Regions from separate parts of the Homo sapiens genome. Here regions 1, 2, 3, 5, 6 and 7 are each linked to region 4. The links are chromatin loops, found by intact Hi-C in ENCODE. Cell type or tissue: dorsolateral prefrontal cortex. All regions are shown on one strand. Region 1 overlaps FNDC3B (fibronectin type III domain containing 3B). Region 2 has its middle 110 kb from the start of TNIK. Region 3 overlaps TNIK (TRAF2 and NCK interacting kinase). Region 4 has its middle 53 kb from the start of EIF5A2. Region 5 overlaps PLD1 (phospholipase D1). Region 6 has its middle 23 kb from the start of SLC2A2. Region 7 has its middle 8.7 kb from the start of TMEM212.

What was found. A loop is a pair of places that touch in the nucleus more often than their neighbours do. Peaks named below come from ENCODE experiments on the same cell type or tissue, not always from the same donor. Only the 100,000 strongest peaks of a DNase experiment are listed, where the experiment ranks them.
Region 1: it touches region 4 in a loop (5-fold over the local background); 10 of 110 quality-filtered maps call a loop at or near these places.
Region 2: a loop joins it to region 4, with 19 times the contacts of the local background. A loop is called at or near these places in 100 of 110 quality-filtered maps.
Region 3: it touches region 4 in a loop (17-fold over the local background); 22 of 110 quality-filtered maps call a loop at or near these places.
Region 5: a loop joins it to region 4, with 7 times the contacts of the local background. A loop is called at or near these places in 25 of 110 quality-filtered maps.
Region 6: it touches region 4 in a loop (4-fold over the local background); 17 of 110 quality-filtered maps call a loop at or near these places.
Region 7: it touches region 4 in a loop (4-fold over the local background); 15 of 110 quality-filtered maps call a loop at or near these places.

The regions. Positions count from the first base shown.
Region 1 is chr3:172,340,031-172,344,030 of GRCh38, forward strand. It overlaps FNDC3B (fibronectin type III domain containing 3B), which reads left to right. Exons shown (of 26, transcript NM_022763.4): 17 at 1,083-1,201; 18 at 2,981-3,086. Among named protein-coding and RNA genes, the nearest start is that of GHSR, 110 kb to the right of the region's middle. In dorsolateral prefrontal cortex, CTCF peaks have their summits at 1,641 (motif pointing left) and 1,840; no DNase peak of the experiment used is centred here.
Region 2 is chr3:171,564,798-171,568,797 of GRCh38, forward strand. No RefSeq gene overlaps it. Among named protein-coding and RNA genes, the nearest start is that of TNIK, 110 kb to the left of the region's middle. In dorsolateral prefrontal cortex, CTCF peaks have their summits at 2,229 (motif pointing left) and 2,432; no DNase peak of the experiment used is centred here.
Region 3 is chr3:171,181,314-171,185,313 of GRCh38, forward strand. All of the region lies in intron 7 of TNIK (TRAF2 and NCK interacting kinase), which reads right to left. Among named protein-coding and RNA genes, the nearest start is that of MIR569, 77 kb to the left of the region's middle. In dorsolateral prefrontal cortex, CTCF peaks have their summits at 1,926 (motif pointing left) and 2,129; a DNase peak (open chromatin) is centred at 1,928; H3K27ac peaks cover 2,401 bases.
Region 4 is chr3:170,959,425-170,963,424 of GRCh38, forward strand. No RefSeq gene overlaps it. Among named protein-coding and RNA genes, the nearest start is that of EIF5A2, 53 kb to the left of the region's middle. In dorsolateral prefrontal cortex, CTCF peaks have their summits at 2,338 (motif pointing right) and 2,551 (motif pointing right); a DNase peak (open chromatin) is centred at 2,613; H3K4me3 peaks cover 660 bases; H3K27ac peaks cover 1,628 bases.
Region 5 is chr3:171,770,736-171,774,735 of GRCh38, forward strand. The region is part of intron 1 of PLD1 (phospholipase D1); the gene reads right to left. Among named protein-coding and RNA genes, the nearest start is that of PLD1, 38 kb to the right of the region's middle. In dorsolateral prefrontal cortex, CTCF peaks have their summits at 456, 1,902 (motif pointing left) and 2,106; a DNase peak (open chromatin) is centred at 1,906; H3K4me3 peaks cover 824 bases; H3K27ac peaks cover 4,000 bases.
Region 6 is chr3:171,047,654-171,051,653 of GRCh38, forward strand. No RefSeq gene overlaps it. Among named protein-coding and RNA genes, the nearest start is that of SLC2A2, 23 kb to the left of the region's middle. RefSeq lists a silencer at 2,293-2,502. In dorsolateral prefrontal cortex, CTCF peaks have their summits at 2,376 (motif pointing right) and 2,584; a DNase peak (open chromatin) is centred at 2,358.
Region 7 is chr3:171,832,662-171,836,661 of GRCh38, forward strand. No RefSeq gene overlaps it. Among named protein-coding and RNA genes, the nearest start is that of TMEM212, 8.7 kb to the right of the region's middle. In dorsolateral prefrontal cortex, CTCF peaks have their summits at 1,717 and 1,916; no DNase peak of the experiment used is centred here; H3K27ac peaks cover 2,655 bases.

The DNA.
Region 1 (4,000 bases), 1.4 Mb after region 4:
TTGTAAAGTGGTCAACTGGAAACACAGCGTGAGTGGGAATAAAACAGAGGAGTGAAGAGCCTCCCAGTGGCCTGGAATTGTGAGTCAGGCAGGCGGCTGAGGCAGCCCTGGGTGCCCTTGCTTCTGACGGCATCAGCCTTGGGGGGCACCCAGACTCCTGGTGACCGTTTCTCTCTTCAGTTCCACAAAGCGGTCAGATCACTTGGGTCATGCCACATTTGGTCTTTAATTTGTCACCCCCGTAGGCATTTTTGTCTTTTTTTTTTTTTTTTTTTGAGAGAGTTTCACTCTGTCGCCCAGGCTGGTGTGCAACGGCGCAATCTCGGCTCACTGCAACCTCTGCCTCCTGGGTTCAAGTGATTCTCTTGCCTCAGCCTCCCAAGTAGCTGTGATTACAGGTGCCCACCACCATGCCCAGCTAATTTTTGTATTTTTAGTAGAGACAAGGTTTCGCCAGGTTGGCCAGACTGGTCTCAAACTCCTGACCTCAGGTGATCCACCCACCTCGGCCTCCTAAAGTGCTGGGATTACAGGCGTGAGCCACCGCCTGTAATTTTTGTCTTTTAAGTGGAGCTCCATGAAGGCAGTCAAAAGACCCAGTTTTTAAAAGAGGATTTCACTTCCTTTGACCTCTAGGCAGATAAGAACAGGGAGAAATTCTTGCGTACCACCCCAGACTTGCCAGAAGCCTCGTGGCCAAGAAGTAGCCCCGTGCCTGGCTGCCCCTGAGGCCTCCTCACACCAGGAGCATTTGATAGCTTGCCCACCCCTGTTCTGTGTCTCCTACCACTCCCTCCATGCCAGCGGCACGTTTCATTATGGTTTCCCACATCCAAACCTCATAGCAAATGTAATTGTGGTGATAATAGGTAGTCTAGCCAGCAACACTAAGTATTAAAAATGACTCAATGTTATTTTGGTATTTAACTTTGTAAAAGAAAAAGGAAGAGCTTTCTGGCTATTTAAAAAGAAAAAGAAGATGTTGGTTTTCATGAAAACATAGAGCTTTTTCTTGTCAGCAATGGCTGATATGCTACATTTTTACAAGAGGCATAAAGTCATGCATAAGTCTTGTTTTACAGCGAATCAGTGGGAAGTGGCCTACAGTGGGTCGGCTACCGAATACACCTTCACCCACTTGAAACCAGGCACTTTGTACAAACTCCGAGCATGCTGCATCAGTACCGGCGGACACAGCCAGGTTGGTTTTGTTTCCATATGAAAGTAAACCTCATTGATCAAATTCGGACAAACTGTCTATAACATCAGAAGCAAATTGCAGTTTAAACAATGTATCTTGGTAATGCAACCTAATAGTATCATGTCAGGAAATGAAAAATAGAGCTTTCTGAATTGCTGTTTAGAGGTATAAGATAGGCCTAAATGATTCCCTACTGAATTGTGGTATTTTCGGGTACATTTGTCACTCACTCATTTCTCAGAAGGCTTTGACATAATCACCTGTGACAGTTGAAAATTGTCTGGAATTTGCATTGACTAAATAAAGGAGACCTCGGTTATTGCAATGATTAAAAAACTATAGATTTTAGAGTAAAAAGATAAGACCTGCACAGCACTGCTGTTACCACATCTATCAATTTTAAGAATTTGAGACATACCTTCCTCAAGGTACTTTACTGCCATCTGCTGGAAAGTTGTTGCAAAAACAATATAAATCCATGATGACTGAGCTGAGTGGCACCTCCTGAAGTTGTGTGGTACCCAACGTACACATCTGTAGGCAGCATCCATTCTTTTGTTTCTACTATTTATATGACTTTAGACTAACCTGTTAACATGTCAGGAGCCTTAGTTTCAACCACATAGTACTCTCATAGGCGCAAAACAACCTAATAAATATACATGGAGTACTCTAGAAATAATTGTTATCTAAATGGTTTTAACTTACACTCAGAAAAGTGAATGAGAAACGAGATGCCAAAAGATACTTTCACTGTAGAGATATTTAACATTATGATTTGAAACCACTAAACATTTAAAATGAAAGAGAAGGAGAGATGGTGGCTTACAGCCCTGTGCTGGGTTGACTTTTCAAGAGAATACCTGCCATTTGAAGGCCTAACTTTTCTAGTCAACCCACTTGCAACATCAGTTTTTGTGTTTACTTTCTTTTGCCCCCAAGGATGGTACTAGGGCATCTAGACTGCCCATGTAGACACTGCCTGTGAGGAGAAGGTCCAGCTGGACCATCTTTATACAGTGCCGAAGCTGTCTGGAATGCCTCCCAGGTGGAGTAAATCCAAATCAAAGCTGAGATTATCAGTGGTCCTTCCTATGTGTGAGGCACTACACAAGGTGGCACTGAGGCTGAACTGCTCAAATGCATAGAGTTCATTTCCTCTGTGCCACTTCTCAGGAAGAAAACTGAATGTGGCTGAGCTGTATAGCTCTACCTGATTTTCTCCCGTCTCAGGAAGTAGGTCAGCTTCCATACCACTAGCCTTACGCAACCAGATCCTGCAAAATAAAGGACTGCTTATTTTAGCATTAACAGTACCTGCTGGTTGATGTCAGAATCAATTGATTAATATTGAGTTTATTTGCTTTTCTGCTCTGTATGTGAGTGGTTGGCCATTTATGGTACCATTTTAAAATTTCATCCAGCTGTCGTTTTGTGTTCTCTTCTGTCCTCATGAAGGGTCTTTCTAATTTTGATTTGAAGGAAAAGAATTGTGTGCTTAGGATATACAGTACTCATGTCTGCTAATCTAACTTCAAAAATAATCATTCTTGTTTTTCCCAGTGCCATATGAAGTCTATAGCCACCCTTAAAACACACACACATAAATTTATATGAAGATCTTAATTACATTAAAAGCATACCATAATGTGCACACATTTAGTGTGTAACCCCTTTTCGGTAACATTTGCAGTTATGGGGTGGAATTTGCCTGATATGTAGAGGTCTGATAAATTCACAGTAACTAAGAGATGGTTCTCTCTGGTGTTTCTCCTGCAGTGTTCTGAAAGTCTCCCTGTTCGCACACTAAGCATTGCACCAGGTCAATGTCGACCACCGAGGGTTTTGGGTAGACCAAAGCACAAAGAAGTCCACTTAGAGTGGGGTGAGTGAACTAACCTTCACATTGACATTGACAATTTGGACAATTGGAGATGAAGACTTATGCTTTGTAGTTAAGTTTCAAAGCTTTCTTCTAAAGACCATATACGTTTTTGTCTGTTGAGGATGTCCATATTCTTCTTGAAGTATGTTGACCCAGGTTTTTTATGTGTGTCATTCCCCCCATCCACACCCGCAACACTGTCCCTCACCTTCCTCTTCCTGATGGTGCCACACACATGGTTTATCCCCCGCACTTCAGGGGACACATTTCTAGGGAGTATTTCAAGAACAGCCAGTCTTTTTCAGAAAGTTTTCAACTTTATTCATGGGAAAAAAATTTTGTGCTCCATTTAGAATTTAAACCAAAGAATGGTTTATAAGATCACATGGAATTCTTTCTCGTCTTTGTTTGCAACCACCTCTGCTGCATTGTCCTGTGTGGGTCCTGATGTTTTTACAGCATTGATTTAAGCTGTATTAGCGTTTCCTGTTGTGTCCAGCAGTTTACAACATGTATAATTACAAGTACAAATGTACAGAACTCTCTAGCAGACTATTTTTTCCTACCACTTATGTCTAAAGTATAATAAATTGTGCCAATTTGGGGTCCTGTATTTTGATTTAGCATGACCTTTGGTTTCCAATTAAAGAGATTTTTCTTCCCTCTTTTTCTTCCATTTACCTAGCATTAGAATATGAAGAAATATATCTAATGTTCCTATAATTTTGGGATTATTTTATCAATGTAATTAAATAAACTTCAGTGGACCCGCTTTGGAGAGTATGGATAACATCATTCAGAAACTTTTATTTTTATATCTCTTTTTTGGTGGGCATGGATTCTTTTGTAAGGGAGATACTGAGGCCGGCCACCTATGTGATATTTTGCTCAACTTGTGTGAAATCTGGTGCACT
Region 2 (4,000 bases), 610 kb after region 4:
CACCTTTGTCTGTTTGTCTCATCACTCAACCCCCGACTTCCCCTCTCACTCCACACAACTGCATCCCCAAGTGCTGCCCTCAAGGCTGGGCCTAATGGGCACATGGAGTCCTTATCTTACTCATCTTCCCTGTGGCATTTGACACGCTTACCAACTTCCTATTCCTTGAAATTCCCTTTTATTGAAACTCTAACAACTTCCCAAGACTTCCTGAGGTCATCTTTTTCTCGTTCCCCTCCCACTCCTGGGATGCTCCTTCTTGTTCTCTTTCGTTATAATGACTTTCAAAACTGGGAACTTGAAGTGTACTTTGTGCAAATTAACTCACATGGTTTTGATGAACTGAATCAGCATCATACCCAGCGCAGGGATGGGAAATAGAGAGGAAGACCCACTGCGGGACTTCTGTTTGCCCACTGATTCAGTGAGAAGCCAGGATGCCAGGTCCAGCACAGCAATGAGTTTGATTGTGTTGATTGTGTCTCCTCCAGACATTCACTGTCAACTCTCAATGCAGAAACAGCTCATGAACTATATTTAGGAAGGACAGAGCCTGATGAGTGTGGAAAGACTGCAGGTTTGGGCACAGGGCTGGATTTAAAGGTCTAGACCTGTGAACACCACCTATTTTGTTGGCTGTTAATTTTAAGTGTATGTTTGTTCTAACAACAGGACCCTAGCTTCTGCTGGCCCTTAAGGGTTACAAGATTTTCCTCCTGGTGACAGATTGTTTGGCTACATCCCAAAAGATATAAAACTCCTTCCAGTCATCCCAGAATTAGGTCCATAGATTTCCAGTTATAGAAGAGAGCCATTCTGGGTAACACAGCAGATGTAAATTATGTGCCTGAATTGATTTTGCATTAATTTCTCGTAGGCTATTTTCATGCTGCTTAAATACCACTTTTTAAAGCCACTATGGTATTGTATTTTAAAAGCTGATTTGTTTCCACCACAGAAAGGGCTTCAGGAGGCAAGAGCTGTTTTTCAAACCCTTCCCCTTGTGCAAAATTACTTTCGCCAGTGAGGAATTTTCAGTAATGAGCTGTCTGTTTGCACAACTCTTCAGTGCATGTTTGCATGCTGCTTCTGTAAGCTTCCTTTTGCAAGACATATCATGAGACACAAACTTCAAGTTTCCTACTCCCTTGAGGGACCAGCCCTGCCACTCATTAGCTTAATATGGAAGCCCAGGGGCTCAGATAATAACACTTTATGTTCTTGCTGTACAGCAGGGCCAGTATGCTTTGTGCTGTGGACTCTTGGCTGTCCTGCTTGATCCAAATGCTTTTGGAAACCATCAGATAAAGGGCAAAAAGACAGTCTGTAAATCTATGGGGTTTTTGGTACAGAAATAGGGCTAGGCTCACATTGAACTCCTGAACATGATATCAAAGCTCTTATTACAACTTTTTATGCATGAACTTTCATATATATAAAACTGGACATCACATAGCAAAGTAATAGCACATCAGCTGTTCCTACCACTAACAGATGGCAGGAGCAGGCAGGGGAACTTCAGCTGAATTTCTTCACTGATGTGGCCATTGTTTGCTATGTTTGGGTGTTTGTTTGTTTTTTGAGACAGGGTCTCACTCTGTCACCCAGGCTGGAGTGCAGTGGCATGATCTCGGCTCACTCCAACCTCCACCTCCCAGGTTCAAGCAATTTTTCTACCTTAGCCTCTTGAGTAGCTGGGACTACAGGTATGTGCCACCACGCCTGGCTGATTTTTTGTATTTTTAGTAGAGACAGGGTTTTGCGATGTTGCCCAGGCTGCTCTCAAACTCCTGGCCTCAAGTGATCCGCCTGCCTTGGCCTCCCAATATTTGGCTTTCCTTTGATTTTACAAATGGCCTGACAAATCAACTCCCTCATCCCCACTTAAGTACTAAGAGTATTGAAAATGCAATTAAAAAGAAGGGTAAATTTTGATGGAAACTACAGTTTTCATAAAAGTGGAAAGAAATGGATGATGAATGGCTCAACAGGACAAAGAGGAAGCTACACAAAATTAAAAATTAAAAAATTATCAGTATAGCTGGAAGACTGGAACTGAAGTTGGATGTCTGTTATCCTGAGGTTAATTCAGGAGAAGGCTCTGGACTAAAAGACAATTGGACTGAGAACTCCCTTTAGGGATGTCACCTATTAAAGAAAGGTAATTTTGTACAAAGCTGCCGCATTTACCGTGAGGCTGCTCATTTTTAGATTCTAGCACCACCTAGAGGACAGAATGAGATAATTTCCATTCACCACTGAACCTAAGGAATCTTTCATCAATTAACCGTTTTTCAGTTTTCAAAACACTTAAATTTTAATATCTGATTTGATATCCAAATAATTGTCTTTGAGGTAGGAATTTCTACCTTTAGTGTACTGATAAAAAATCAATTTTTCCGCTGGCTTACTGTCCAAAGAATTTGATCAGTTTTTTATGTGATCAAAAATTATTATCCATGGATTATTTTTTAAACTTTATTTAGGTACAGTTTATATACTCTAAAATTAACTAATTTAAAGTGTGCAGTTCAATAGTTTTTGGTGAATTTACTGAGTTGTGCAACCATCCCCATAGTCCAGTTTTAGAACATTTTTATCCCCCCAACAAGATTCTTTTTTTTTTTTTTTTTGAGACAGGGTCTTGCTCTGTCACCCAGGATGGAGTGAAGTGGCATGATCTCGGCTCACTGCAACCTCCACCTCCCGGGTTCAAGCAATTCTCCTGCCTCAGCCTCTTGAGTAGCTAGTATTACAGCTAGTAGCTGGTATTACAGGCACCTGCCACCACGCCTGGCTAATTTTTGTATTTTTCAGTAGAGACAGGGTTTCGCCATGTTGGCCAGGCTGGTCTTGAACTCCTGACCTCAGGCGATCCTCTTGTGTTGGCTTTCCAAAGTGCTGGGATTACACTCATGAACCACTGTGCCAGCCAAGAGTCTCTCTTTTTTACAGTTAATCCCCATTCTCACCCAGCCCCATGAAGTCACCAGAGTTTTTTCTGTCTGCATAGATGTGCTTTTTCTTGGAATTTCATATAAATGGAATAATAAAATGTGTGGGGTTTTTTTGCATCTGGCTTCTTCACTTAGCATAATATTTTTGAGGTTTATCTGAGTTGCAGCATTTATCAGTATTTCATTCGTTTTGATTGCTGAGTAGTACTCCCTTGTATTGATATACCAATTATATTTGTCCATTCACCAGTTGATGAACATTTAGGTTGTTTCCAGTTTTTTGCTATTTTGAAAAATATTGCTATGAATATTTGCATGGAAGTTGTTTTTCTAAGTAAGAAACTTTAATTAGTAAACAGGGAAGTGAATAAAACATGTGGAAGAAGGGTGATTATATGAATTATGTGTATTGAGGAGAAAAAAATAGAATAAACAATCAGGAGATGCCTAAGGGAAAGGCATCTGGGTCCTGGGCCCCGGATTCAATGTGTACCCAGGAACCAAGGAGTTCTTGGTATCGTATTCTTCCAGAGACACAGAAGAAGCATGGGGAAAATTATTCAGGATTTGCTCTGATAGTTTAGCAGTATTTGATGACAGTTTTTAAGGTGTTTCTTAATGTTGGATCAATACAATATGTAGCCGATGCAGACCTTGGTAACACATCTGAGGTTGGAGATTGAAGTACCATTATGATCTCTCCCCATCATGAAGATAGAGGTGAAGGGGACATTTCAAAGTGAAAAATAAACTATGTGGTCAGATGCATTTGAGTCCAAATCCAGGCTCTGTTAATATCTATAAGGACTGCAAGGTCAAAGTTCTCATCAGTATCCCTGGAGGCCATGGTACCTATCTCACAAGGCTGTTGTGAGGATTTGCTAAGATGCTTTATGGAAAGCACTTAGCATATGGCCTGGCACACAGTGAGTTCTGATGTTATTTTTGTAAGATTGGATTGTGCTTGACAAACCCAGGAACAGTGACATTGACTTCTGTTATTCCTGAGAACCTTTTACATCATTTCATTGGATGTTTCTGGC
Region 3 (4,000 bases), 220 kb after region 4:
TCAAGAATATTGATTTCCTTCTTCTCCACTGTCAGGTGACACTGCCTTTGCCTGCCCAACTTAGTCTTCTATGATTTCCCTTCATTTAGTTGTGGCAGAAATTGTTTATTGGCTAACCCAATGGTCATTTTCAACCCTCATTTTTGTTGCTGCTTCCATTTCAGAGTATAGCAAAGCCACACTTGCCTATCCTGACTCCCCGACAGCTAAGGATGGCAGTTAGGGATGTGACATAGTTTTCTCCAATGAGACATAAGCAAACATCTTCTGGGAGCTTCTGCTTTTCCTGAAATAAGGGACAAATATAGCTAGTGTCTTGCTAACTTTTTCCCACTTCTTAGTGCCTTGAATAAAAATATGATATCTGGAGCTACAGCATCCATCTTGCAACCATGAGTTATTGCCAACAGACTAATGATGCCAGCACAGAAAGCTAGGAGCTTCGGTTTCTGAAGGTATCAGTGAAGCATCACATGAACCCTGAACTGCCTACCTCTAGATTTCTGGTGACATAAGAAACGTAAGTACAGACAAAAGCATTCCTAAGTGATAATACACATACAGCAGTAATTTGAAGAACATACTTTGACAGTAAGGAAATGGAGAGGTCTCATTTGTTAGGTAATCCTGGATTTATTCCACAGGAAGCAAGAAGGTTTAGGGAAAAAATATGTACTTTATTTAGTACACATCACCTCAGAATCCCTCTTGGGCAGCCTTTCCCTAAGCCACCAGAACACCCCTTTCAAACCAAAGGTCATATCACCACAAATACCTGTGCATACTCTGCTAAGTCACATGACCTAGTCAATTCTGCTGCTTCCTTAAGCCTTCATTTGATATCATTGTTAGGATTTTTTTTTTTTTTTTTTTTTTTTTTTTGGCTGGGGTTCTCTTGTTTTCCAAAAGGAACATTTATATTCCTGGTCATATATATCCAAAGTTGCTTGTAAGCTACACTCAACTGCCCATGCTAGAAAGCCATAAATGTCCTTGACAGGCCTTGTTTAGCCGTTGGATACATTAGCGAGTCCCAAAGACACTTCAGAACTTAAGTAAAGGAGAAAATGCTCCAATTACCACTGGCAAGACAGATCACAGGAGACAAGCAAGGGAAGATGGAAGAACAAGATGAGGAAAGAGTCAGAAAGAGATAAGTTTCGTTCATGGCCATGGTGTGACTCATTTTGGCAGAAGCTGGATAATTCATTATTCCAGAGGTGTTGTGCAGCCTAGCCTGTGGCATGATTAATACCCTAGCGCTATGTGCATTACAAACAGAAGAGAGACAAATTCTAGTGCCTTTGGGAAGGCAGAGGCAAGACAGAACTTTTGGCTGCTGGAAAGGGTGGGAGTGGGGAACAGCTGATACACAAGCAACTTGAACAGAACAAGAAAGCATTCCTTCTGGGGCTGGGCTGCTCAACACAGTGAAGAAAAGCAACACGTTTAGATGTCTGAACCAGCCACAGAAGAATGAGAGGCTGTGTGGCACAAGACAAGAACCCCAATGTGCACCATGAGGTAGAAGGTGCCTATGGTCTGCAGCCAGACCCAACTGTGACACAACTAACAACTCTGAGCCCATGAAAAGAACTGCAACAGGAAAAGAACACATGTCTTGCAGGACTGGTAAGAGAATTCAATAAGGAAGAATATGCAAAAAGTGCCTAATATACAATGCAGTACATGCTGCATTGGGTATTCAACGAATGTGGGTACAGATAGACCCTTAGGACCAGATATCATCAACTGGCAGTTCAACCAGCAAACCAGAGTCAGGTAAGATGACAGGGAGCTCTGGTACTCAGTGGTGGTCAAAGAGGTCACAGGGACCATGCAGGCATAAACAAGAAGCTTACAGGAAGCAAACAGGAAAACGTGTGTCCTCCTTCCTCCTCCAGACTTGATCTCCCGTTCTCTATTGCTCCCTGCTGGCAGAGCCTGATAAGAAGTCAGATGGACAAACAGAAGGGAGGACAGCTGACTCCTAGCTCCATTATCACAAAGCAGAGAGCAGCACGGCAGTCCACAGTTGACAGACAATAGCTTAATAATGGGCACAGCCAGCATACTGTATCACAGAGCAGAAAATCGTCTTTTGTTGGGTAACTTATTTGTGACTAGTTTATTCTTTTGAAATGTTCCAGGTGGGAAAAAGAAATTGATGCATTGTGTGTATGGTCCCTAGGGACAACATCTTAATTGAGTGGTAAAAGTTATAGAGAAGCAGATTCTGGCTCAACGTAAGCAGACAGAGGTGTGTAACACAAATATGAGGTTGAACCGTATGAAACTGTTGCCTTTTAGGGGTAAAAAATGGCCCCCACCGGGTCCAGTGGCTCACGCTTGTAATCCCAGCACTTTGGGAGGCCAAGGTGGGCAGATCACGAGGTCAGGAGATCAAGACCAGCCTGGCCAACACAGTGAAACCCTGTCTCTACTAAAAACACAAAAATTCACTGGGCGTGGTGGCGGGCGCCTGTAATCCCAGCTACTCAGGAGGCTGAGGCAGGAGAATCGCTTGAACCCAGGAGGCAGAGGTTGCAGTGAGCCGAGATCGTGCCACTGCATTCCAGTCTAGGTGACAAGAGGTAGACTCCGTCTTAAAAAAAAAAAAAAAAAAAAAAGGCCCCAAATAGCAATACTTCCATATGATAACATAAACACAAAACTATCTATAATATATATACTAAGTACTATATATTGAGTACTTACCAAGTGGTGGACACTGTATTAATCCCTTTATATATATTCTCACTTTATTCTATTATAACCTCCGAATAAACAATTTATTATTCCCATTTTATGCAGGTTTACAAAAAGTTAAATAACTCCCCTGAGTTAATTTGCAAATAGGAGGCAAAGTCTAAACTGGTCCTGTCTGACTTCAAAGGACTGACTCTTATTAATTATGTTATATATTTATATATTATGTTATCTAGATACAGAACTTAGGTGGTGAGTTAGGGTCACTGAAGTGGAGATAGTTATTAATAATCCCATTTCACACATAAAACAAACTGAGGACAGAAATCTTTAGTTTTTTGTCCATTTTCACTTGTTATGTGACCAAAGGGAAAATATTAGAATAGCTCACTCTCTTCCCCTGGGTATCAGCATGTTGCGTGGAGGAGGTACTGGCTGCGTTTCACTAAGGAATCCTTTATAGGTGGGTGTGAACAGAGAGCCACAGAAATATGTTGAATAGGAGTTTCAGTTTCCTGTTGGTGACACTAACATGCTATCTGGGTCATCTTCCTTCTGATCGAATAGGGAAGGACCTTTGTTTGAATCTCAGTAGACAGAGGCCACGACTTGTTTGAGAGTGTAAATGCATCATTCTGCAATCTGAATATTGTCCTCTCAGGTGACACCCTGCACGGCGGAAACTCTACCACTAGTTAGGTTGCTCACTTCATTTCCAACTGAAACTCTTACTTAGAAGAAGTATTTCCACCCTGCCTGAATAATGCCAATTATCTGTGACACAGGGGAAAAGAGTACTTTTTCTCTACAACCAGAGCACAATATTCACCCAAACGCTGGAGGAGACACCCATGTCTGCAAATAATCTGCAGCACCCATATGAAAGTCTCATAAACAGAGTTTAGGCAAATAATAAACAACATTGGCACAGATCAGGCCTGAGGACAGGAATCTGGTGGGGAGTGGGATAAGGGGGTAAGCCATTTCACTGTGCATCTCTTACTTCATTGGCTTCATATAAGAGCAAGGCCTGTTTATGGCAAAAAACATAACAGGACAGAAAGATATAGAAAATAAAAATTGTAAGTTTTCCATCCACATGCCCTATTCAAAAGTAAATACTATTAAGTTTTTCCAGGTTCTTTATAGATTTCCCGTGTGTGTGTGTGTGTGTGTGTGTGTGTGTGTGTGTGTCTATGGGGTGGGAGGGGTGAATAAGACTACATTATGTGTACTATACTGTGGCATTCAGCCACAGAAATTTCTTAGTGGGTGGTTCTGTTAAAGTAAT
Region 4 (4,000 bases):
ATGTCAGACATTGTTAACTTTAACTTGTTGAGTGCTGGATATTTTTGTATTCCTATAAATTTTCTTGAGCATTGTTCTCAGATACAATCAAGTTACTTGGAAACAATTTGATTTTTTTAGGTCTTGCTCTTATGATTTTTCAGGTGGGTCCAGAGCAGCACTCAGTCTAGAGCTAAATATTTCCCAGTGCTGAGATAATGCCTTCCTGAGTACTCTACTCAATGCCCCTGATTTATGAGATTCTTACAGCTGGCTGGTGGGAACAGTCACTGTTCCCAGGCCTGTGTGAGTTCTACACATTATGTCCTTTATTCTTTCAGATGGTTCTTTCCCTGGCTTTAGGTAGTTTTCTTAAACACATTTACGTAATTTTTTTTTAAATTTTTACTTTAAGTTCCAGGATACAGATGCAGAATATGCAGGTATGTTACATAGGTAGACATGTGGCCATGGTGATTTGCTGTACACCCTCAATTCCCTTTGGATACTTGGAAAGCTTTCTCAAGGACAGGTGTAAACAGGCCCAGAATGCAAAGATTGGAATAAATACCTAACTCTTCAATACCCAGACACCAGCAAACATCCACAAGCATCAGAAACATCCAGGAAGCATGACCACACCAAATGGACTAAATAAGAGACTAAGGGCAAATCCCAGAGAGACAGAGACATGTAATCTCTCAGAGATTTCAAAATAGGTGTTTTAAAAGACAATGAAATTCAAGATAACACAGAGAAGAAATTTAGAATCCCGTCAGATAAATGTAACAAAAAGATTGAAATAATTGTTAAAAATCATGTAAAAATCCCAAAGCTAAAAAATACAATTGATAAATGGAAGAAAGCTTCAGATTCTCTCAACAGCAAAGTGGATTAAGTGGAAGAAATAATTAGTGACCATGAAGACAGGCTGCTTAAAAATATACAGGCAGAGGAGACAAAAAAGAATAAAATGGAATGAAACATGCCTGCTTGGCCGGGCGCGGTGGCTCATTCCTGTAATCCCAGGACTTTGGGAGGCTGAGGTGGGTGGATCACGAGGTCAGGAGTTCAAGACCAGCCTGGCCAAGATGGTGAAACCCCGTCCCTACTAAAAATACAAAAATTAGCCAGGTGCAGTGGCAGGCACCTATAATCCCAGCTACTTTGGAGGCTGAGGCAGGAGAATTGCTTGAAACCGGGGGGGTGGAGGTTGTAGTAGGCCGAAATCGCCGCATTGCACTCCAGCCTAGGCGACAGAGTAAGATGCCATCTCAAAAAAAAAAAAAAGGAAAAATGCCCACAAGATCTAGAAAATAGCCCCTAAAGGGCAGATCTAAGAGTAATTGGCCTTAAAAAAGAATTAGAGTGAGAGTCCAGGATACAAAGTTTATTTGAAGAGATAATAACAGAACTTTCCAGACCTAGAGAAAGATATCAATATTCAAGTACAAGAAGGTTATAGAATAACAAGCAGATTTAACCCAAATAATATTACCTCAAGACATTTAATAATCAAACTCCCAGAGGTCAATGCTTTCCTTCAACAGATAGTATTTATTGAGCACTTTTTGTATACCAGGCACTGTTCTGGATACTGAGGATGGAGCAGTGGGCAGTGAACAAAACAAACAAAATCCTTCTTCTCATGGAGCTGATACTTCAGTGGGAAGAGACAGGCAAGAAAAAAAAAAAAGGAAGAGGGAAAGCCGCTAAATGCTAAGTGTCAATAAATGTTAAGTAAAATGGGGGCAGAAAAGCAAAGACAGAAAAGCACCCTACCCCAATGGGGGTAGGGTGGATCTTGGATAAGATAGTCAGCAAAGGCCTCCATGGAAGGCCAAAATAAAAAGTGAGAATTGCTCTAGATTAAAAGAGACCCCTGAAACATGTCAACCAAATGCAAAGCGTAAGTCTTGATTACATTCTGGCCTTAAAAATGCAAACTTAAAAACATTTTTTTTGATGAAAACTTGGAAGATTTGAATATAGATTGCATATTAGATGATGGTGTAAAATTATTAATTTTTCAGGTAAGGAGATGGTATTGTCATTATGCAGAGGGTATCCTTTCAGGAAGTTTATGCTGACAGTTTTTGAATTGTTTTAGTGTCTGTAGTTTACTTTCAGATGGTTCAACACATAGAGGAAGAACTAAAGCAAATGTGGCAAAACATAACAATTGGTAAATATGATGAAGGTGTAAGGGTGTTATTACAGTATTCTTTAAAATTTTATGTATGTTTGAAATGTTTTCAAAATAAAAACTTGGCAGAAAAAAAGATGGAATTTAGGGTTGTTGGAGTCGATCTGAGTTTTCATCACCAGGTGGTGCTAAAGCTTTTCAAATGTAGTTAAATTAACAGCAAACAATCTGTGCTGACAGTTGCATATTAATTTAGGAAAAATTTGGGTGGGAGGAACATAGACTATAAATCAAGCTTTTTAAATTTGCCAATTTTACTCTTGCTTGCATTATTATATTTTACACAATTTGAAGAGGTTCAGCTATACGTTTTCTGGCTGTCAGTTTCCTTCTCTTCGACCTTTCTCATTTCCAGGCCCTTATTTTCTTCTCACAAAAGAGCTACTGTGATAATTCCCAACACCAGATGCCACTGTGATCCACACTGCTCACAGAGTAACCTTCGTGCAGCATTTCTGTCCCCTTCATCAGCTCCCTATTCCCCTCCAAATAGTTTCCACTCCTCAGCAAAGAATTTACAGTTTGATACCAATCTTCTTTTCCCAGTGTATCTATTATTGTTGCCTTGCATTAACCCTACTCAGGAGAAACATTGACTGCTGTCCTTTTTTTTTCAAATAAATGTCATACACTTTCTTGCCACTGACTATTCTGCTTTGTGTGTCTCCATACTCCCAATGCCCTTCTGCCTATTGCCAGTTCAAAATCTGACCTTGCCCATCATTGAAGCCTGAATTAAATATCATTTCCCTCATGACAATTTCCCCAAACACCTTACTCAGAAATATTCCTCTTTCTACAGCACTTTTAAATTTTCTTACCAAACTGATAACATTTTGTATTACATAATAATGTGTGTACACTAAATTATAAACACCTCCAAGGTAGGCAGTTTATGTTTATAGTCTTTGGATTGTGTTTAATATGATGTGGAATTTACTAAAGGTCAGTGGAATTGAATTTCAAGATTATTCAGAAGTAGTTTATAGTAGTGGTAAAAGTACTGACTAATTACCACCAACTGCCAGCCTTACTCTGGTTGTTCATTTCACAGATAAGCAATGAGAGGCCACCATAGTGAGAAACCAACCTGGATAAAGGATGTTCATGGCTTAGCAGCCCCACCTACCAAAAAAAAAAGTTATCAATTTGAAGTAAAATTTCCTTTCAATTTGAGTCTGTCAAAACCCTTAAATTCTTGAATGTCATTTGATCTATATATTCTTCTAGGTAAAAACATGAAAAGAATGATCAAAGATTTGCTTTAAGAATATTTCGTATATGTTACAAAATATGTTTGTAAAAGCTAAAAATTAGAAGCAGCCTAACCAACAATACAAAGTTGGTTAAAGACATTCTAATATATCCATACAATGAATTACTATGGAGCTATTAAAAATGGTGCTCGAGAACAATATTTAGTGGCATAGAAAGAGGCCCCCAGTGTTATTATAGGAAAAAAAATACACCATATTGTTGACATAATGCTTTTTAATAGAAGAAAAGATTTGCATAGAGAAAATACTAAAATTGATGGCAGAGATATATTTCTAGATTTGGAGATTGACCGATTTAAATTTTCTCTCTTGCTATCTTTTTTCCCCCTAAGTTTTAACTCTGAGCACCTATATTAAGCAAACAATAAAAATATTTAGGAGAGAAATTATATTCCTAATGTTATTCCATTGTGTACATTCATTAATGAAGGAAGGAATTTCAGGCTCTAACATTGTTACTTGGGCCTAACATAGAACCAGAGGATAAGAAGGCCAAATGATAACCCAAGAGAAGACAGTATCGGAGGTCAGAAAAGGT
Region 5 (4,000 bases), 810 kb after region 4:
AAAATTAGCTGGGTGCGGTGGCATGCACCTGTAATCCCAGCTATTCAGGAGGTTGAGGTGGGAGGATCGCTTGAGCCCAAGAGGTTGAGACTACAGTGAGCCATGATCATTCAACTGCACTCCAGCCTTGGTGACAGAGCAAAACCCTATCTCAAAAAAAAAAAAAAAAAAAAAAAGGGGGCGGGGGCAGGGCTGATATTTACTAACAAGACCTCTGGACTGCAAATCCAACACAGATACTAATATGTCATTTCCACTTGGCTTCCAGTTGTATTTAATATGGTCAAAAAATGCATATATTATAAGGAGAAACATAACCCCCTAAACCTCTGCAGGATAAACGAACTCACATTATTTTCTAAAAGAACGCAGCAACCCAGTCTGTCCTATCATCACACCGTGAGCTCAGAAAGAAAATCTGACACACGCAGCAGAAAGTGCAAAATGTTATTTACTAACCTGGTGCCCCTGTGAAAGCAGTTGCTCCATATCACCTTAAAGAAAGAATCCTTACTATGAAACCAATCTCCAAGGCAGCTGATAGCCAAGAGGTGGCAAAATCGACTACCCTGAGAATCCAAATAAACGGGCAAAGCCTTCCTGTTCCCAAGCCCAGTTTTGGCTGACTCCCTCAAGGCAACTTAAGTCATAGCCAAGCCCACAAAGCACTTTAGCCTATAAGCTTTAGTAATGAACTTGAAACCACTCCCCATATGTTAAAGAGACACCGGACTGCTGTGAGAAATAAAACCCACATACAGAATGAGCTACAGCTTCAGGCTGCACTTTTGTACTTGCTGCCCAAGAAAACCATAACACAAACTTAAACAAAGAGAACTCTCACTCCCTTCTCTCCCCTCAGACACTGCAATAAAGTGAATGATTAATTTTAAGCAAGGGGATACAGTCTGCCCTCCATTAGGGCCATGAAATGACTTTTATATTGTTCAAGTTGTGTGGCAGTTATGGAACAGATAGCACTGTAATTTCACATTGCATAAGAGGGACATATGAAGTTATCATTTCTGAGAATCAAATGTAGATAGTATTACTATTTTCAGATAACATTGAATAAGCTTAAAAACCTCATCAAATCCAACGATTAACATAAGTTCAATAGGAAATTTTGTCAAAGAACCTTCTAACTTCTGATTCTGACTTAGTGTCTATAAATCTTAAAAACATTCTTATAATTCAGTTTCACCACCTACATTTAGAATGGATGTATAAGCTAAGACACGTCTTTTAACATGGATCTTTAAGCTGCCTTTTAAAATGGAACTTAATACCACTCACTAAGATTTCAAAATAAGAAATTTATGTTTCATTCTAGAAAAATGTAGTCAATCAATTCCTTAAAGCAGTTAGATCTTAAAACAGAGTCAGTAATGTTCTAGCATATTGTTAGAACATCAGCTTTTTAACACAATGTGTTCACAGTATACTTATTTTCCCCTAGTTTTCAACTCCAAGAACAGTTTTAATTCTAATGGCTTGTTGCCATGATTTGTATTTTGTTTAAATGAGACTTATTTCAACACAATAACCAAGGTTTTTGAACTTTAATTATTGTTTCTCCTAAACCATAAGATTGGACCAAATATGCAGGCAAAGCTTGATTCACCTGTTGCCAAACTGATTTACATGAATTACTGGTAAAATTCAAGTTACTCAAAACCTGTGAAATATAAGCCATTAGCTCAACAAATTCACCCATGAAAATCCTGGAGACTATTTTAGATCTAATACACACCTTGCCCACCCCTCTACCCACTCCCAGGTCAGGGCTCAAGAGGATCTCATGGGGTCACCATAGAATGAGGGGGCAAGATAATTTCTTTTCTCAGGGAAAAAAGAAAACGAGCCTCAAGACCTGTGGCTGATGACTTTAAAAGGAGCTAGTACCCCACCTGCTGGCAAAACCAAGCGAAAGCTGGATGAGCTGAACAAACCTCAGGGGAAATGTTATTACTTTGATGTTGGAAGAAAAACAGAGAAGGAGCAGCTATGCGAGCACATTAATGTCACATTCAGTATGTCGTTAAATATTATTAAATTTTTCCCCACAATAGTGATATATTTCTAGAGGATATAAAAATGCTCATGCAAAAAAAGTAGATTCAAAACCATCTATTTTACATGGATCTGGTTTGCAAACATATATGATGATTTGCATGCCCAAGGAAATCCTCTGATAAATAATATTGATCTCTCCTCTGCAGAAAGAGCTTCAAAAAATACTCCTGGGAGACCAACACAATCTTTGAAATGGAAGAAATATGAATAAATCCCCAACTCAGCTAGATAAACTACTGGTGGGGCTGTGTCTCCATCAGTCTGTATGTCTGTATTCCCAGAATTTCTCTTATCTTTCAGCAAAAATTTATTTCCTTTTGCCACATATAAATTAATTCTTCTAAAATGAATATCTGATATTAACCTTAATGAAGATGAAGAAAAGTTAAGTGGTGGGCACCAAATTACACTACATTCTTTAATAAAACCCCGCAATAATAAGAGTATAGCAGGATATGACTTTTAAATGAGCCCAAGCTGTACTACTAAAACTAAAATGAGGCCAGGTGCAGTGGCTCATGCCTGTAAGCCCAGCACGTTGGGAGGCCGAGGCGGGTGGATCACGAGTCAGGAGCTCCAGATCAGCCTGACCAACATGGTGAAACCCCATCTAAACCCCGTCTCTACTAAAAATACAAAAATTAGCCGGGCGTGGAGTAGTGCACCTATAATCCCAGCTACTCAGGAGGCTGAGGCAGGAGAATCGCTTGAACCCGGGAGGCGGAGGTTGCAGTGAGCCGACTTCGTGCCATTGCACTCCAGCCTGGGCAACAGAGCGAGACTCCGTCTCAAAAAACAAAACAAAACAAACAAACTAACTAAAATGAATAAGGATAGCTATTATATAAGCTCTTCCGATGAGCCAAGCTTGGTTCTAAAGTGCTTTATAAGTACCAACTCATTTAAACATTACCACTCTATTATTATACCAGTTTGTTTGTTTGTTTGTTTGTTTGAGACGGAGTCTCGCTCTGTCACCCAGGCGGGACTGCAGTGGCGCTGTCTCGGCTCACTGCAACCTCCGCCTCCTGGGTTCACGCCATTCTTCTGCCTCAGCCTCCCGAGTAGCTGGGACTACAGGCGCCCGCCACCGCACCCAGCTAATTTTTTGTACTTTTAGTAGAGACGGGGTTTCACCGTGTTAGCCAGGATGGTCTCGATCTCCTGACCTCATGATCCGCCCGCCTCGGCCTCCCAAAGTGCTGGGATTACAGGCGTGAGCCACCGCGCCCGGCTATTATACCAGTTTTACAGATGATAAAACTGAGGCGTCCAAAGGCTAGTAAGTACACTGCCAAGATCACACAGTTAGAGACAGAGCTGGGATTAGAACCCAGGTCGGTGCTCCTAGCCATGTACTTTAAAAACTCTTTCTTCCTGAGTGCGTACCACTTAAACCCTGCCAGGCCCTGGTCAAATGCAAGGGCGGGGGAGACAGTGGATAAGGCCTGCACTGTGAACAGTCCTCATAAAGGCTTTCCAGAGAAGTGGCCACAGAACTGAGACCTGGAGGTGACATGGAAGGGAAAGGGTCCCCAGGGAGAGGGCACTCACTCAGTCTGCCAAGGCAAAGGGTAAACGGGGTGGGGGACATTGGAGGGACTGCCTGCAGGGACCTTAGTAAGGCTGAGGGACCAGCAGAAGAAAATGCTGTGAGGAAGGCAGAGTCCTCTTATGTCACATCATGGAGCAAAGAGGCATCACCAACGGATGCTAAACCGGAAAGTGTCCAGATATGCATGTTGAAAAGGTAAGTAGGAGGAATGAGGCCTTTTTGGGTGAGTAGGAATTTAGACATTCCAGGTAAAGGCAAGCACAGGCCAGTGCTGTAAGACATACAAGTTTATACTTTCATAAACTGTATCAAGGAGGCTTGTGCCGTAAACCCCGCAGCAGCATGCGCACTGGCTCCCTTGTCAAGCCA
Region 6 (4,000 bases), 88 kb after region 4:
CAAGCTTGTTTTAAAACTAACAATGATATTCTTTTTACGTAAGTATTTTCTAAACTTTCCCTTGGATTTTATGGGCATATTATAAGAACAACTATGTACGAAGTTTACAAAGATCTGATCTGGAAACACAGCACAATTGTGAGGCAGGCAGGAATGATCTCATTACCCCTACTTTAGAAAGAAGAAAACAGATGCTTGGAGAGCGATTTGTTTAGGGTCATCAAGCTCTGACTTAAGATTTTATTCTTCCATATATTTCAGGAATAATGTCCCACTTCTTAACTTTCTCTTTTTCACTTTATTTTCACCTTTTCTTTTAGTTAAAGGCCAAGGAACAGCCTTTCCCAGGGTGCTGTCACTGACATTTACACCCTTGATTTTAATGTCTTAGGGACTAAATGCTCTTTGGTGAGATGCTATTCAGGTTTTCTTTATTTCAAAGAAGAGTCATTATTCTTCATCCAGTCATTATTATTGGAGTAGTTCAGTAGAAAAAACACTAGACTGGTAATCAAAAGAGCCGGCTTCTTATTTAGATTCCACAACTCCCCAACCCAAGTTCTTGAGCAAGTTATTTCTCTCCTAGTCTCCATGTCTCCATTCATAAAAGGAAGCAGTTAAACAGGATGAGCTCTAAATTAAAATTAAAATTAGGGAGAAAAAATTTAAAATATGATGAAAAATAATTAGCATACCTGATTAAAGCATAATTAGAACATGCAAGGAATAGATAAAACCAATGAAACAAACCAAAAACTTAAGAGTAAAAAAGAACTTAAGTATAGATTAAAAACTTATAGATAGGGTGGGTGCGGTGGCTCATGCCTGTGATCCTAGCACTTTGGGAGGCAGAGGTGGGTGGATCGCCTGAGGTCAGGAGTTTGAGAGCAGCCTGGCCAACATGGCAAAGCCCCGTCTCTACAAAAATTAGCCGGGCATGGTGGCAAGTGCCTGTAATCCCAGCTACTCAGGAGGCTGAGGCAGGAGAATCGCTTGAACCCGGGGGACGGAGGTTGCAGTGAGCCAAGATCGTGCTGCTTCACTCCAGTCTGGGTCTAAGGGCGAAACTCCGTCTCAAAAACAACAACAACAACAACAACAACAACAACAAAAACTTATAGATAAAATGTGAATAAAAAGAGGAAAAGGGTTAAAAACAGGTAACATACAAAGGTGAGTTGAGAAATTTAAGCATAAAATACTCAAAGAATAAGGAAAGTGAAGTATGAAGAATTCAAAGTCACAAAGAAGTAGGAATTGACAGCTATCAAATAAGAGAGAAAGGCAAAAGCAAGTGCAAAACAGTAAATAGCTAAGCCAAAAGAAATCAGAAGAAGACATGTATAAAAAATAAGTGTTAGTAAATAAGTAGTAATAAATTTTATCTCAACCTAAGACTAAGAGACAATAAAAAGGATGGTAAAAATAAATGTTTGAAAATCAAAAGGGGGTAAACATGAAAAAAGAAAAACAGTTAAAAGCAATATAAGTAAGCAAAGTATATGAAAATAAGGCAGAAATGATAGCAATAAAATGTGCCTTTCAGGGAGGTTTTTTTTTTTTTTTAAAGATATTTCAAGAAAAAAAGAAGAAAATGATCTGCCTACAAGAGCAAGTAGGTGTCATGTGTCCTTAGCAGTCTTCTGAGCAGAGGTAACATGTTGCAGTATAGAATCTCTGAGGAAACTCAGGCCTGTGATGGACAGCAGAGCTCCCAGCTGCCAGGAGGGGTGTGCCCCGCAGGATGAAGCCCATCCAGGAGGTTTAAGTGTAGATGAGGAGCAAAGTCAGTGGGCCAGATGGCCCCAGTGGCTGGTCCAGCAGACTCTAGCCTTTCTTCTAAAAGCACTACTTGGGACAAACGATGGCCACTAAGATGCCTGTACAACATGAGAAAGAGGTGGTTGTTTGGACACACTTTTGATGTCTATATAGGCTGGAAAAATGCAGAATTGTTCAGAGCAGAAGGAAAAACTCCAGACGTGTAGTCTTCCTTCAAATTTGTGATTGCGGGTTGTCTAGGACTGTGGGCATCAAAATGACATTCCTGCTCACAGCAGGATGGGGATGGTCGAGAAGTTTGCCTTAGTAACAAGCACTCAGGTGATTCGTATGATCAGAAAAGTTTAGGTTAGTAGGACCACACAATAGCTTCATGCATCAAAGCCGAGGTTCAGTAAGGACATTTGAAGGATTAGTTCTACAGGAAGCAACTAAAAAGATGTCCAGAATTATATGCACGAAATGATTCACTCACGGGGAAAGAAGTTGGGGAGTGGGGGTGAGGTGGGGAGCTACCATACCAACATATGGTAATTTTGGCCATTCCTAACAAATGGTGTTACAAACGTTGCCCACCAGAGGTCAGGCCCGGCTGAATCAGGAAAGCCCTGTGGCATATGTCAGGAGGTTGGGCATAGGAGTCAAGAGAGAATGCTATACGTTGTTCAATTGAGTTTAAGCCTGAGGATACCTCTGTGCTTGAGGCTTTACATGGCAAACTGAAACCTGGTTTTGTACATAGATTGACTGAAGGCCTATCTTAGGAATATACTCTTGTAACACGTGGCTGAATCTTAGGCAATCACAGCAGTTTAATTTCAACTGATTGGCCACCAGCTGATTCAAGTAAGGAAAAACACTTGGTAAGCTGTCACTGTTGTTTTCTGTCCATAATGTCATCTGACCAGTTTGCAGGCCCAGAGTTCTTTGAACCTGTTCTGGTCTTGAGTGAGGGCTGCCCAATTCTAAAACTGATAATGAAAGCCAATTAAGATCTTTAAACTAAATTTGTTGTAATGTTGTCTTTTGACAACATTCATGTAGTCAAATTTCCTGCTCCACTAGCACTTTCTCTAGCCATATTGAATGATTTCCCATTTCTGTACCCACATGCTCTTCCACTCCTCTGTGCCATTGTTCAAGTCTCTCCCTCAGGCTGGAAAGCCTCTCTCTTTTTTTTCCTCTCCCAATGTCTTATGAAGGCCATATCCCTTCATTTTTGTCCCATGCAATCCTTGAAATCCTCTATCAAATGACTGACTCTGTTCTTTGTCATTATCTCTGTTCATGTCTCCTGCCTTCCTCATGTCCCCTGCAACCTAGGGAGATCGTTTCTCCATCACCTCTTTCTGCCTCAGCATCCAGTATGAGGCCTGTTATAGAATAGACAGCTGATAGATAAATGGCTACTTTGCTTTCCTTCACGTAGATAGTACATACTGCTTTAGTGGCTCCTCAGAAGCCAGATTATAGCTGCCTCAAATGTTTTAAAAAATAAGATGGCATATAAACAGGTAAAAAAAAAAATACGATGATGATATTGAATTCTCTGACATCTAAAGGTGATAAGGGCAGCCATATTAAAATGAGCTGAAACAATGACCATTAACATGTTATCCACATTAAAACGTTGCCATAAAACACAACCAAAACAAAAAGGGGATTCTCAGGGAAAATATTGACAGTTAAAAATTTTCCAAACCATGGTCTAAGACCAGGGATTGGGTGATATATCAAGAGGTCCAACACCCCATCTGTATACCAGGCATTGTTTGTAGCCTAAATAAATGATTCATATGTATAGTAATTATTTTAAAAATGAATGTGGCTTATAAAATGCAGCTTTATTTAAAACTGTTACTAAACTTTTTGTTGCTTTTCTGTTTCTGAGGTAGATAGGAGGTGAACTCATCATACTTTTAAAAATTGGGAATGAATTCTTTTGGTAAATGAGGTGACTAGGATGCAGTTAGCTTATGACTTCTGAGTTTCGCTGTGTCGTCTGTTTCACAGCATATCCACTGTGATGGCACTAAAGCCTATAGAGCTTTCTTAAATTCCACTTACTTGATGAAGCCAGCAAAATAAATATAAATCATGGACATTAGGCAGGGTGTCTGCTTTGTTTCCAGTGCTGGGTGATGCTCTTGGGTTTTTTCCTATCAATTTTTGAGATGGGCAGTATATTTCTATACTGAAATAAGGTCTGGACTTTTGT
Region 7 (4,000 bases), 870 kb after region 4:
ATAACAAAAGAAGGGCAAAAGCTGGGCATGGTGGCTCACGCCTGTAATCCCAGCACTTTGGGAGGCCAAGGTGGCCAGATCATCTGAGGCCAGGAGTTCAAGACCAGCCTGGCCAACATGGTGAAACCCCGTCTCTACTAAAAACACAAACATTAGTTGGGTGTGGTGGCACATGCCTGTAATCCCAGCTACTTGGGAGGCTGAGGCAGGAGAATCGGTTGAACCTAAGAGGTGGAAGGTTGCAGTGAGCCGAGATCACGTCACTGCACTCCAGCCTGGGAGATAGAGTGAGACTCTGTCTCAAAAAAAAAGAAGAGCAAAAATAATGGTGGATACTACTTTACATTATCATCGAGGCTCTGAGTGATGGGGAAAGGAGGACCTATATGGCGAAAGAATATACAGTTCACTCTGTTTTCAAATATCTTAAATATCTTAAGTGAATATGGTATAAAAACCACAAAGCATAGTTTTATCCTCAAAGGACATAAAGGAAATAAAATCTTCAGAAAAGAAGGGCTGTGTTTGTGCTGGGGAGAGAGTTGGGAAGAACACGTTGTGAAAAAAAAAAAAAAAAGGAATACTTCAGCCAAGTACTTCGTTCTTTTAGCCTGAGGCCAAAACTATAAAAATTAGAAGAAACCCTCGCTTTAGGACTAGAATGAAGTGTTTATATTATAGATCCTGGTAGCTAATTCTGCAGGAACATTACTCTAAGCTCCATAAGGTGATGAAGATGCTGCCACTCTGGTCTTCAGTCTTCCACTTTTCTTTCCAGTAAAAACTTAGGACTGTTATTAGCATCATTACTTGATCATTATTGTTACAAATAGTTACTAATAAATAACCAAAACTAAAAAACATATTTAGAAGCAATACACTAGACATTGTTTTGTTACATATATTCAGAAGATTTTAAACTCAGCACTAGATGATGCTAACAAAAGTGACTTGTAGAATTTGAACAATTGTGCTGAGCTTATGCCAAATTTATCCAAATTTAATGAACCAAGTAATGATATTGAGGACTCACATGTAATAGGGGAATTTTTTATCCTTTAAAACCTAAAGGTGAAATGAAAATTTGCCCTCTTCCTAAACTATGAGTTTCTTGGGGCATCACTTATTTATCCCAAAAATTTGGTATTACCACTCAAATTTTGAACAACTGAACTAATCTAAATCATGACTCATCTGTCACTAGATGGGGTTAAAGCATTTTCATCCTCTGTTACCATGGGGAGAGAAAGGTTCTGGATGACTATCCTTTCTCCCACTCAGCATGTGTGGGATTATTAAACCCCAAATAGAACACTGCTAAATGTTTTTTCATATTTTGTTTTTCTATAAACAAACTTTATCTGTGGCCTTGTAGCAGTTAGTCAGTTCCAGGAAACGCACAGCTAACAATGTCATTCCCCCTGTATTGCGCATAATATAAAAAGAGTTTAAGTAAATATTTGAATTAGGACAATTTGAAAAATTTAACTTTGGAGTTCCCTAGCATTTATTGACCACTTCTTTTCAGGATAGCTATTTCAGCTGATTAAACATGTCATACCTGTGCCATTTAAATGAAGCTAGTTCAATGTAACATACTATATAGTAGCAGAGTACGATTTTAGAAACTCAGCATTTGCAAAAGGGAACTCAAATTAGAAGGTTAAGCTCCTGTTGGGTATCAAAGAGAAGCTGGTCTATAAATAGCAGTATAGCAACACCTAGTGCTAAACACAGATATAGCAGAAAGATAATCAGTCACAACAGCCTTATTCAATATTAGGTTAATATTGCAATTGGATGACTTTTTTCTTGGTATTTTAACTGGAATTCTTTTGTGAAATGGCAGACTTGGACTGGCTGGTCTCAAAGGTCCTTGCTGGCTCTGCCTGTGATACTCCAGTTGGGTTATTACTCTGTGCCTTTCATTGTCATTGCCCTACATTCTTTTTAGTCTGTAAGATAAAGGGGTCTTGCAGAGGCCTAGCTTTTATCTTTTATGTCAATCTGCGCTGTGTGGATTGTGTGGAAGAAATGGAAGGGCTTACGTACTAGGAAAATGTGATGTGGAAGTCCCACAAACATCCGTTTCTCGTATCGTGCCACTTTAAGAAAAATAAAAACAAAAACAAAGGCAGGATATCTGGGTTGTTGAAAAGAGAAAATAAATTGTGAGCCTTTCGATACAAAACTGATACCCTCAATCTGCCTTCAGTAGGTGATGTTTAGAGTGTGTGACCTGGCTCCTTATGTCATACGGATGCACTTAGTCGTTCAATTTTCCTGTTTTAGAAAAGACCACATTATCGTCATATGAAACTACAATAGAAACATGAGTTTGCATAGCCAAATTTTTCCAAGTTAAAATGTTAATATCAGTATCTTACTTTTCTACACAATTAGGGGAAAGTATTACCTATGCAAAGAGGTCTGCTGAAAGAGAGAAAAGATTTTAATATGTAGAGATATTAATACATAAAACCACAGGCCAAGCAAAAGATCTATTAAATTAGATAGGTCATCATGAACAGCAACTACTTTAAAAGTCAGCAGTGGATTTAAAAGGTGTTTGTCAGAGCTTTTTCCCAGAGGCAGAAGTTCTTGCCGGACTTCAGGCAGTTAGTCTGCGATGTTGCATCTTCCTCTATTTAACGCAGAGTCATGTGTCAATGTGTCGTGTGCTGACATAGCAAGCCCAAAATAATCTCAGCCATGGGTCACTTCAGTGCAGCTCTCCCATGTATCTACATACAACGCATGTAAATTCACAATGCAGTTTCCAGGTGAGCTAACCTGGAAGATCTTCTTTGTATTTCAGTGTGGATTTTCATAAAGAAGAGGGCTGGAGCAGTTTAAGACCAAAATATTAAATATCGCTTGTTTCTGAGGGAAGGCCTGAGAAGCTAGCTTTCACAGCAAACTGGTCTGTATAAACTAGCAATTGTAGCCTTCGTGCAGTGGCTCATGCCTGTAGCCCCAGCACTTTAGGATGCTGACATAGTAGGATCACTGGAAGCCAGGAGTTCAAGACCAGCCTGGGCACATAGCAAGATCCCATCTATACAAAAAATAAAACTCAAAAAAATTAAAACTAAGTAAACTAACAACTGTGATGATAAGCAGTGGTTTCATTCATTCACTCTCATCCATTCATTCATTCATTAGTTCATTGACTCAACAATACTTTCTGTGCATCTACTATAGACCACAGGCATTGTTTTTGGCTCTGGGATACAGTGGTGAATAAAACAAAGTCCTTGCCTTCATGAAGCTGTTATTCTAATTGGGAAGACACACAGTAAAGACATAAGCCAAGAGCTATGAAGAATAAAGTCAGGTGGTAACGAGGCCATGAAGATCCATAAAGCCAGATAAAGGGATGGAGAGGGGGAGATTGGTAAGGGAAAATCTTTGAGCAGAGATGTGGATGAAGTTGAGACAGTGAACCAAATTGTTTGTACCAACCTTAGCTCACTTTGCTTTTCTACATGTGTTGAAATATACAGAAAATTGAGGCTCATGATATTTTTAACATTGCTTAGAAAACACAGAGCCAGGCACAGTGGCTCACGCCTGTAATCTCAGCACTTTGGGAGGCTGAGGCAGGCGGATCATGAGGTCAGGAGTTTGAGACCAGCCTGACCAACATGGTGAAACCCCATCTCTACTAAAAATACAAAAATTAGTCAGGTGTGGTGTTGCGCACCTGTAATCCCAACTACTCGGGAGGATGAGGCGGCAGGATCACCTGAACCTGGGAGGTGGAGGTTGCAGTGAGCCGAGATCACGCCACTGCACTCCAGCCTGGGTGACAAAGCAAGACTCCATCTCAAAAAAAAAAAAAAAAAAAGAAAAAGGAAAAGAAAGAAAAGAAAAGACAGAGAAAGAACTTTGTTTCATGATCAATCAGAAACTGGTTTACAGAGATATCCTCTGTCTAGTGTTGGCCAGTAGATGGGGATTTGCCTTTTAGGTCTCTGCTACACCAGATCCTTGTTGA